2 separate regions of the Homo sapiens genome follow, and region 1 is linked to region 2. A link is an interaction called in ENCODE POLR2A ChIA-PET data of the cell type or tissue named here. Cell type or tissue: endothelial cell of umbilical vein. All regions are shown on one strand. Links, peaks and the distances in the headings refer to the core of each region. The heading gives the core; the rest is flanking DNA. Region 1 overlaps BMPR2 (bone morphogenetic protein receptor type 2). Region 2 holds the start of SNORD11 (small nucleolar RNA, C/D box 11).

The links. ChIA-PET counts read pairs that join two places held together with the same protein. Peaks named below come from ENCODE experiments on the same cell type or tissue, not always from the same donor. Only the 100,000 strongest peaks of a DNase experiment are listed, where the experiment ranks them.
Region 1: POLR2A ChIA-PET joins it to region 2 with 7 read pairs; 4 of 35 experiments call an interaction of 5 or more read pairs at or near these places.

What each region holds. Positions count from the first base shown.
Region 1 is chr2:202,478,318-202,483,699 of GRCh38, reverse strand. All of the region lies in intron 3 of BMPR2 (bone morphogenetic protein receptor type 2), which reads right to left. Among named protein-coding and RNA genes, the nearest start is that of BMPR2, 100 kb to the right of the region's middle. In endothelial cell of umbilical vein, for the core only: no CTCF peak of the experiment used is centred there; no DNase peak of the experiment used is centred there.
Region 2 is chr2:202,291,928-202,297,309 of GRCh38, reverse strand. It overlaps NOP58 (NOP58 ribonucleoprotein), which reads right to left. Exons shown (of 15, transcript NM_015934.5): 9 at 4,407-4,533; 10 at 1,473-1,636. SNORD11 (small nucleolar RNA, C/D box 11) reads right to left here and starts at 4,259; the gene lies at 4,176-4,259. In endothelial cell of umbilical vein, for the core only: no CTCF peak of the experiment used is centred there; a DNase peak (open chromatin) is centred at 2,259; H3K27ac peaks cover 1,318 bases.

The DNA of each region.
Region 1 (5,382 bases), core at 149-5,148, 190 kb before region 2:
TGGGCGTGGTGGCTCATGCCTATAATAGATCCCAGCACTTTGGGAGGCCTAGGTGGGCGGATCACTGAGGTCAGGGAGTTCCATACCAGCCTAGCCAACATGGCAAAACCCCATCGCTACCAAAAATACAAAAATTAGCCAGATGTGGTAGCACACACCTGTAATCCCAGCTACTTGGGAGGCTGAGGCAGGAGAATGGCTTGAACCTGGGCGGGTAGGCGGGGTGGGGGGCGGAGATTGCAGTGAGCTGAGATGACACCATTGCACTCCAGCCTGGGCAACAGAGTGAGACTCCATCTCAAAAAAAAAACAAAAACAAAAAAACAAAAACCAACCAACAAACAAAAACAAAAATAAAAACTTGCACATTATGGATACAATCAAAAGAGTGAAACGGCAAGCTATGGGAGAAAATATTTGCAAATCATATATCTGATAAGTGGTTAATATCCAAAATATATAAAGAACTCCTACAACTTAACAACATAAAACAAATGACCCAATTAAAAAATGGGCAAAGGACCTGAATAGGTATTTTTCCAAATGGCCAACAAGCACATAAAAAGATGCTCAATATCTCCAATCATTAGGGAAATATAAAACAAAACCACAATGACATTCCACCTCACACCCATTAGGACAGCGACTATTTAAAAAAAATAACAAGTGACGGCAAGAAGGTGAAGAAACTGGAACCCTTGTAGGTTCTCAAAAAATTAAAACTAGGCCAGGCGTAGTGGTTCACGCCGCACTTTGGGAGGCTGAGGTGGGAGGATTACTTGAAGCTGAATGTTCACGACCAGCCTGACAACATAGTAAGATCCTATCTCTAAAATAAAATTTAAAAATTAGCCAGGTAGCAGCCGGGTGTGGTGGCTCATGCCTGTAATCCCAGCACTTTGAGAGGCCGAGGCAGGTGAATCACAAGGTCAGGAGTTTGCAACCAGCCTGGCTAACATGGTGATACCCTGTCTCTACTAAAAATACAAAAAAATTAGCTGGACATAGTGGCGGGTGCCTGTAATCCTAGCTACTCAGTAGGCTGAGGCAGGAGAATCGCTTGAACCTGGGAGGCGGAGGTTGCAGTGAGCCGAGATCGTGCCACTGTACTCCAGCCTGGGCGACACAGTGAGACTCCGTCTCAAAAAAAAAAAAAAAATTAGACAGGCATGGGGTCATGTGCCTGTAATCCTAGCTACCCGGGAGGCTGAGGCAGGAGGATCATTTGAGCCCAGGAGTTCAAGGTTACAGTGAGCTATGATCGTGCCACTGCACTCCAGTCTAGGCAACAAAGCAAGACCCTGTCTCTTAAAAAAAATTAAAAATAGCATTTTTATCACATGATTCTGCAATTCTATTTCTTGGTATACATCCAAAAGAATTGAAAGCAGGGTCTCAAAGAGATATTTGTATACCTACATTCATTGGAGCTTTATTCATAATAGCCAAGAGGTAGAAGTAACTCAAGTGTCCACGATGGATGAATGGATGAATAAATGTAGTATTTACGTAAAATGGAATATTATTCAGCCTTCAAAAAAATTCTAACACATGCTACAAGATGGATGAACCTTCATGACACTATGCTAAGTGAAATGAGCTAGTTGCAAAAAGACAAATATGATATGATTCTACTTATATGATATACTTAGAGTAGTCAAATTCATAGAGACAGAAAGTAGAGGGTGGCTGGAGGGCCTGAGAAGAAGGGGTAATAGTGAGTTGTTATTTAATGGGTATAGAGTTTCAGTACTTGAAGGTGAAGAGTTCTGGAGATTGGTCGTACGACAATAGGAACTATACTGAACTGTACACTTAAAAATGGTAAGACGATAAATTTCACATTTTGTGTATTTTACCACAGCTAAAATTTTTACAAAATAATTTATTGTAACGTACATACACTACATGCAGCTGTCTTGACTAAGACAGAAAACACTGCTCTGAAAAATAATTAGGAATAAATTTAACAAAAGAACTGTAAGGCTTGTACACTGAGTAAACTATAAAACATTGTTGAAATAAATGAAATAAGGTCTAAATAAATGGAAAGATATCGTGTTCATGAATTAAGAGACTTTCTATTGTTAATATAGCAATACTCCCCAAACTGCCTATCAAAATCCCAGTTGTCTTTTTTCAGATATGGAAAACTGATCACAATTCATATGGAAATGCAAGGAACCCAAAACAGCCATAATAATCTTGAAAAAGAAAAACAGGCCAGGCACGGTGTCTCTCGCCTGTAATCCCAGCACTTTGGGAGGCTGAGGCAGGCGGATCAGCTGAGTCAGGAGTTCGAGACCAGCCATGGCCAACATGGTGAAACCCTGTCTCTACTAAAAATACAAAAATTAGCTGGGCATGGTAGTGCAAGCCTGTAATCCCAGCTACTCGGGAGGCTGAGGCAGGAGAATTGCTTGAACCTGGGAGGCGGAGGTTGCAGTGAGCTGAGATCACACCATTGGACTCCAGTGTGGGCAACAAGAGTGAAACTCCATCTCAAGAGAAGAGAAGAGAAGAGAAGAGAAAAGAGAAGAGAAAGAAAAAGAAGAACAAAGTTGGAGAACTCAGCTTTCTCTATTTTAAAACTAATTACAAAGCAATAGTTATCAAGACAGTGTGGTCCTGGCATAAGGATCAATGGATCCTTGACATATTGATGAATGGAATAGAATTAAGAGTTCAGAAATACACCTTTGCACTTACGGTCAATTGATTTTTTTTTTTTTTTTTTTTTTTTTTTAGACGGAGTCTCGGTCTGTCGCCCAGGCTGGAGTGCAGTGGCACGATCTCGGCTCACTGCAACCTCCACCTCCCAGATTCATGCCATTCTCCTGCCTCAGCCTCCTGAGTAGCTAGGACTATAGGCACATGCCACCACGCCTGGCTAATTTTTTTGTATCTTTTAGTAGAGATGGGGTTTCACCGTGTCAGCCAGGATGGTCTTGATCTCCTGACCTCATGATCCACCCGCCTCGGCCTCCCAAAGTGCTGGGATTACAGGCATGAGCCACCGTGCCCGGCCTGTCAATTGATTTTTGACAAGGATACCAAGACTTTTCAATTGGGAAAAATAATATTTTCCACAAAAGATACTGGAAAACTGGATATCAAACAAAAGAATGAAGTTGGACTCCCTACCTCATGCCATATACAAAAATTAACTCAAAATGGATCACAGACCTAAATGTAAGAGCTAAAACTATAAAACCCCAAGAAAAAAACACAACAGCAAACCTTTGTGACTGTGTATTAGAAAATGGTTTCAGGTTGGGCGTGGTGGCTCACACCTGTATTCCCAGGACTTTGGGAGGCCGAGGCAGGCAGATCACCTGAGGTCAGGAGTTTGAGACCAGCCTGCCCAACATGGCAAAACCCCATCTCTACTAAAAATACAAATGCTAGGCATGGTGGCAAACACCTGTAATCCCAGCTACTCGGGAGGCTGAGACAGGAGAATAGCGTGAACCCAAGAGGTGGAGGTTGCAGTGAGCTGACATCGCACCACTGCACTCCAGCCTGGGCGACAGAGTGAGGCTCCATTTAAAAGAAAAAAAAGAAAAAGAAAAAGAAAATGGTTTCAGAGTGACAAAATAAAAAAAGATAAATTAGACTTCATTAAAAATGTCAAAACTATGTACCTCAAAGAATACCACCAACTAAGTAAAATGACAAGCCAAAGAATGAGACTTGTATCTACTATGTAAAAAGAACTTTTACAACTCAACAATAAAAAGACAAATATGCACAATTTTTATATGGGCAATGGGTTTGAATTAACATTTTACCAAATAAAATATACAATGTTTAAGAAGCACAGGAAAAGATGCTCATCACCATTATTCATTACGGAAATGAAAACCAAAACCATAATGAGATATTACATCATACACATTAGGATGACTATAACCAAAAAGAAACTGGTCACTATTTTCAAGTAGAGAAAGGTTAAAAAATTGGAAATGAAAAGAAAATAATTGAAAGTTGGGAGGAAAGAATAAAAGCTGCCAAAGGTTAAAACACAGTAGTGCTTATTACTGCACACCCCATCTCAAGCATGTGTTTGGAGGTTTTAATGTGTAAATACAAATACTTAACTGTATTATGTGCCACTCTGGTGGGAATGTTGATAATGGGGGAGGCTATGCATGTGTGGGAGCAGAGGGGAGATAACGGGAATTCTCTTCTTTCCTCTCAATTTTGCTATCAACCTAAACTGCTCTACTTTTTTTTATTAAAAAAATTTTATTATCTCACAGTTTCTATGGGAATCTACATACTGTTTATATAAGTGCTCTGCCAGGATCTTTTACAAGACTGTAATCAGGGTGTAGGCTGGTGCCATAGTCATCTCAAGACTCAACTAAGACAGTATCTATCGCTGAGCTCACTCAATAGCTGTTGGCAGGGTTCACAAATTGTTGGACTATGGGCCTCAGTTCCTTGCTGGGTATTGGCAAGTTAGCTGACCTCAGTTCTTTGTCAAGTGGCCCTCTTCAACAGAGCAAGCACAAAAGAAGAGCCAGAGAGAACACATCAGCAAAATAACAGTCATGGTCTTTTAAAACCTAATTACAGAAGTGATATACCATCACTTTTGTCTAATTTGTTAAAATCAAGTTATTAAGTCTAGCTCACATTCAGAAGGACAGGATTACACAAGGGTGAGAATACCAGGAGGCAGGGATCATTGGGAACCATGTCAGAAGCTGCCTACCACAATATATACACTTTTGATTTTTTTCTTCTTTTTTATTTTTATTTATGGTTTGAGACAGGGTCTCGGTCTGTCACCCAGGCTGGAGTGCAGTGGTGTAATCATGGCTCACTGCAGCCTCGACTTCCTGGGCTCAGGTAATTCTCCCATCTCAGCCTCTCAAATAGCTGAGACTACAACATGCACCACCACAACTGGCTAATCTTTTTGTTCTTTCATTTCGTTTTGTTTTTGTAGAGACGGGGTTTTGCTATGTTGCCCAAGTTACTATTGAAACTGCTGGGCTCAAGTGATCCACCAACTTCAGGCTCTCAAAATGCTGGGATTACAGGTGTGAGCTGCCATGCCTGGCCCTTCTTAGAGCGGTCTTGCTTTGTTGCCCCACCTGGAGTGCAGTAGAGTGATCATAGCTCAGTGTAGCCTTAAACTCCTGGGCTCAAATGATCCTCCCACCTCAGCCTTCCAAACAGTTGGGACTACTTTGGAAGTACGGGCACATGCCACCATGCCCTGTTAACTTAAAAAGAGCCTCAAGTCACAACGTTCTGTCAACCCATTCCAAATACATAGCCTTCTTTTATGTTTTTCTGTTTAAAGACAACTTATTTAACATACTGTATATGGTTGTATATGGTTGACTCATTGACACTTAACTCATGGCC
Region 2 (5,382 bases), core at 137-5,136:
AAATCAGGAGTTATAAAACTATTATGAATCATACAATTCAAATCATCCATCGTATTTCAACCTTTGCCACAATCTAATGGCCATATATCACCACCAACACTTCTGTGGCTGAAAAGATTTTACAGCAATTCATGTCAAATATTAGCTCAAACTAGGTTTTTTTAAAAAATATTTTTAAACTTTAGTTTCTACTCAGTGACATTAGTTCTGTGCTATGAGGTCACTGAAAAGAAGTGCATCTTTTTCCTCGTAACAATCTTAAATATGTGCGGGTTCTGGCCGAGCGCGGTGGCTCACGCCTGTAATCCCAGCACTTTGGGAGGCCGAGGCGAGTGGATCACGAGGTCAGGAGATCGAGACCATCCTGGCTAACACGGTGAAACCCTGTCTCTACTAAAAATACAAAAAATTAGCCAGGTGTGGTGCCGGGCGCCTGTAGTCCCAGCTACACTGGAGGCTGAGGCAGGAGAATGGCGTGAACCTGGGAGGCAGAGCTTGCAGTGAGCCGGGATGGCACCACTGCACTCCAGTCTGGGCGACAGAGTGAGACTCCATCTCAAAAAACAAACAAACAAACAAACAAACAAACAAAAAAAAGCGTGGGTTCTTTTTCAATCTAATTAACATTTTATTTTATTGAACGCTTTATTTTCCTCCACCACTCTGCTCTAAATTTTATCAATTTTCAGTTTAGATCTGTTAAACGACACATCTTTCAAAAACATTGAAAGTACTTAACTTGTCTAAGCCTCAGTTTCATCATCTGCAAGATAGAGATACCTACATCTCATAAGGCTACTGAAGATTTAGGACAGGCACAGGTGCTCACACCTGTAATCCCAGCACTCTGGGAAGCCGAGGTGGGTGGATCAGGAGGTCAGGAGTTTGAGACCAGCCTGGCCAACATGGTGAAACTGGTCTTTACTTAAAATACAAAAATTAGCCGGGCGTGGTGGCACGTGCATGTAATCCCAGCTACTCAGAAGGCTGAGGCAGGGAGGCAGGAGAATCGTTTGAACCAGGGAGCTGGAGGTTGCAGTGAGCCGAGATCAAGCCACTGCACTCTAGCCTGGCGACAGAGCGGGACTCCATCTCAAAAAAAAAAAGTTTAGTGACTTCTCTCAAAGTGTTTTAGCATAATGCATATGCTATTTTTTATGATTCGTAAATGTTAGATTTTTTTTTTGCTGCCAGAGATAGTATTTTCAGTGTGCCAACCACAGGGAGATTCTAGGGGGGAAAAAAATACTAACACAATGGAAGAAACTGGCTTTAATCCAACCAATAACAGTTTCTTCTAACCTTATCCTTCAGTGTACACAAAGCACTTTTTATTTAAATAACTCACCATTCCCTATTTAACAAGAAAGAGACAATAGAAGATTTAATGTGTACTACAGAGTAGAAGAAAAATGGGTTGTAAAAAATGAAAAAGTCTAACCTCAAAAACAAAGCAAAACCCTATAACACACCTTTCCTTTGTGTTTGGGACTTGTCTGGCCCACGAGTGAAGCATGATAAATGAGACCATACTTAGGGGTATCCCGTCTAGATTTGAGGGCTCTGAAAAGTGCCTTTTCAGCTCCAAGAATCTGAACGGTAGAAGCTGCATGCTTGGCCAAATTTAAAAGAGAACCTACAAAAGAAAAAAGTTACAAAGAATGCACCTCCAAATATATGAATGTTCCACGTACTGAAACAAAAGACCTATAGAATTATTACAGCCACCATAATAAATAAAAATCACATATAATATAGAATTCTATAATCCAGAATTCCCTAAAAATCTTGATGTTTCATTTGTAATTCCTTCATTAGCACAAGCAGGTTTGCAATGAATGCCTAGGACAAACTGAAGGCTAAGCTTATTAAGTTCAATGTTTCTATTCACCTGAGAGATGGCAGTACTATTCTAAATTCCATTAGTATACTACAGGAGTGACATAAATGTCACACACACGAACACTAATCTGGTCCCTGCTTTCTGAGATTGTATCAAATATTCTATTGCTTTAGATATGAAAAAGCCTACAAATAAACACATTTATTAGGAAGAGATATTCCTACAAGTATCTATTAATAGTCCCCTACCTGTGCTTTCACTTTGTGTGGTAAATTACCTGTGGTTAACTGCAGTCTGAAAATATTAAAAAGGAAATTCCAGAAATAAATAGTTCCTAAGTTTTAAATCTCTTGCTATCCCACTCAGCTCCCCCCAGGACATGAATCATCTCTATCTACCCATTAGTCACTTTCGTAGCCCTCTCCGTTGTGCAGTACTGCAGTGCTTATATTCAAGTAACCAATGCACAAAAATAGTTATGCTTGCATTTTTTTTTTTTTTTGAGATAGAGTTTCGCTCTGTTGCGCAGGCTGGAGTGCAGTGGCGCGATCTTGGCTCACTGCATCCTCCGCCTCCCGGGTTTAAGCAATTCTCTGCCTCAGCCTCCGAGTAGCTGGGATTACAGGCACCCACCACTACACCCAGCTAATTTTTTTTTGTATTTTTAGTAGAGATGGGGTTTCACCATCTTGGCCAGGCTGATCTTGAACTCCTGACCTCGTGATCCACCCTCCTCAGCTTCCCAAAGTGCTGGGATTACAGGCGTAAGCCACCACACCCGGCCCTGCTGGCATAGTGTTATAACTGTTATATTATGACTGTTGTTGATATCCTACTGTACCTAATTTATAAGCTAAGCTTTATTATAGATATGTATGTTTAGGAAAAAACAGCATATACAGTATAGGATTCAGTACTATCCTCTGTTTCAAACATTCTTGGAGGGGGGAGCTTAGAATACATCTCCATAAATAGCTGGGGACTATTGTTATCAACATGCTGCTTAGTTGGATATGCTGTATAGAATATTTCCTGTCAGAAAACAGACTCTATTAATACTATGAACTTAAGCACTAGACATAGTTTTAAAAGTGTAACAAATACATAGTTCTTTTTTTTTTTTTTTTTTTGAGATGGAGTTTCACTCTTGTCACCCAGGCAAGCAATGTCACCACTGCTGTGTGCAATGTCACAATCTTGGCTCACTGCAACCTCCACCTCCCGGGTTCAAGCAATTCTCCTGCCTCAGCATCCCGAGTAGCTGGGATTACAGGCTCATGCCACCAAGGTTGGGTAATTTTTGTGTTGTTAATAGAGATGGGGTTTTATTTACCATGTTGGCCAGGCTGGTCTCGAACTCCTGACCTCAGGTGACCCACCCACCTCAGCTTCTCAAAGTGCTGGGATTACAGGCGTGAGCCACCACGCCTGGCCAACAAATACATACTTCTATTAACCCCTGCCATTGCTTACTGCTACAAGTTTAGCTATACCTATGAAAATGGGTAGAGACAATGAAATCATCTGATCTTATAGCTGAGGGCATTTGAATGAAACCTTTGATTAATGATGCAGCTAAAGGAGTTACGCCAGGCCGGGCGCAGTGGCTCACGCCTGTAATCCCAACACTTTGGGAGGCTGAGGTGCGCAGATCACCTGAGGTCAGGAGTTTGAGACCAGCCTGGCCAACATGGCAAAAACCCTGTCTCAACTAAAAATATAAAAATTAGCCAGGCATGGTGGCAGCACATGCCTGTAATCCCAGCAACTTGGGAGCCTGAGGCAGGAGAATTGCTTGAACCTGGGAGGCAGAGGTTGCAGTGAGCCACTGCACTCCAGCCAGTGCAACAGAGTGAAACTCTGTCTCAAACAAAAAAAAAGGAGTTATGCCATTTTAAACACTCTGATGCAGATGATATAATCTTTTTTGATGAATTATAACAATGTCTCCAAGTAACATAAAAATGATGAATCAGTACTTCATTGTATTTGTAGGTATTCAATTACATAGCATTTTAATTATAGCATATCATCCTTATAATACTGCCATACACATATACAAAGTTTTATTATAAATCAGTTGTTGAAAATATTTTTGAAAGTCAAATATATTACATCCTCACACTCAATAGTGAAACTAAGGTAATCAATCAAGGGCACAAATCCTCTACAGTGATTTCTTTTTTTTTTCTTTCTCTACAGTGATTTCTTAAAACTGTATTCAAATCTAGGTCTAGTGAGTTTTTATTATGAAAATGTTAACTGTTTTATCCTCCTGCATTCATCCGATTGTTCTAATTAACCCTAACAAACTTCTAACAATGGACCACAAGTGTCTCAGAAGAGGTAGTGACTAAAGATGCCTTCATTATCCAAAAGGAAATCAGGCAAACAAATAGAAATCATCATTGAACACTTGGCCCTTAGTGATCTCCCACATATCATCTACTTTTGTGTTATCAGCTAAAATTTCTTTAACAGCTGTAGTTTAAAGATGTAAACAAAATCCTAACCAGAAAATACTTCAAACACTCATATTTACAAATTACATTAAAACCATCACCTGCATGAGCAATAAGCCGTGCTCCAACTAATTCCCCAACCATGACTGTAACATTGGGTGCAATGGCCATCATTCGATTTTGTAGATATTCATAGAGCTGGGTTCGATATTCAGAGATTTCAATCACCTAGTATAAGGAATAAAGTTAAGTCACAAATATCATATGAGTAAAAACAGTAAAAATTCCTGTCTAAAACACTGGAGCCCTCAATTATGAAAGAGCAGCTACACAACCCTGGGTACTGGGTACATCACCTATGCCTAACATCAGTTTTCTTTTTTTTTTTTCCCAGGCTGGAGCGCAGTGGCGCAATCTCAGCTCACAGCAATCTCCGCCTCCCGGGCTCAAGTGATTCTCCTGCCTCAGCCTCTGGAGTAGCTGGGACTACAGGGGCCCGCCACCACGCCCAGCTAATTTTTTGTATTTTTAGTAGAGACAGGGTTTCACCATGTTGGCCAGTATGGTCTCTATCTCTTGACCTCATGATCCTAACATCAGTTTTCTATAAGATGGCTGTAATGAGGACTTCGTTATATAATGTATGTAAACTACTTGGTCCACTGCCTGAAAATCTTAGTCAGCGTAACTGTATTTTTAAAAGATTCTAAGCAGCCCAGGCACAGTGACTCACACCTGTAATTCCAGCACTTTGGGAGGTCGAGGCAGGTGGATCATGAGGTCAGGAGTTCAAGACCATCCTGGCCAACATGGTGAAACCCCGTCTCTATGAAAAATACAAAAATTAGCTGGGCATGGTGGCACGTGCTTGTAATCCCAGCTACTCGGGAGGCTGAGGCAGGAGAACCGCTTGAACTGGGACCTGGGAGGCAGAGGTAGCAGTGAGCCTGAGAACGTGCCACTGCACTCCAGCCTGGGCTACAGGGTGAGACTCTGTCTCAAAAAAAAAAAAAAAAAAAAAAAAAAAAAAAAAAAAGATTCTGAGCAATAAACATTTGTATCATGCTCTTTTTAATT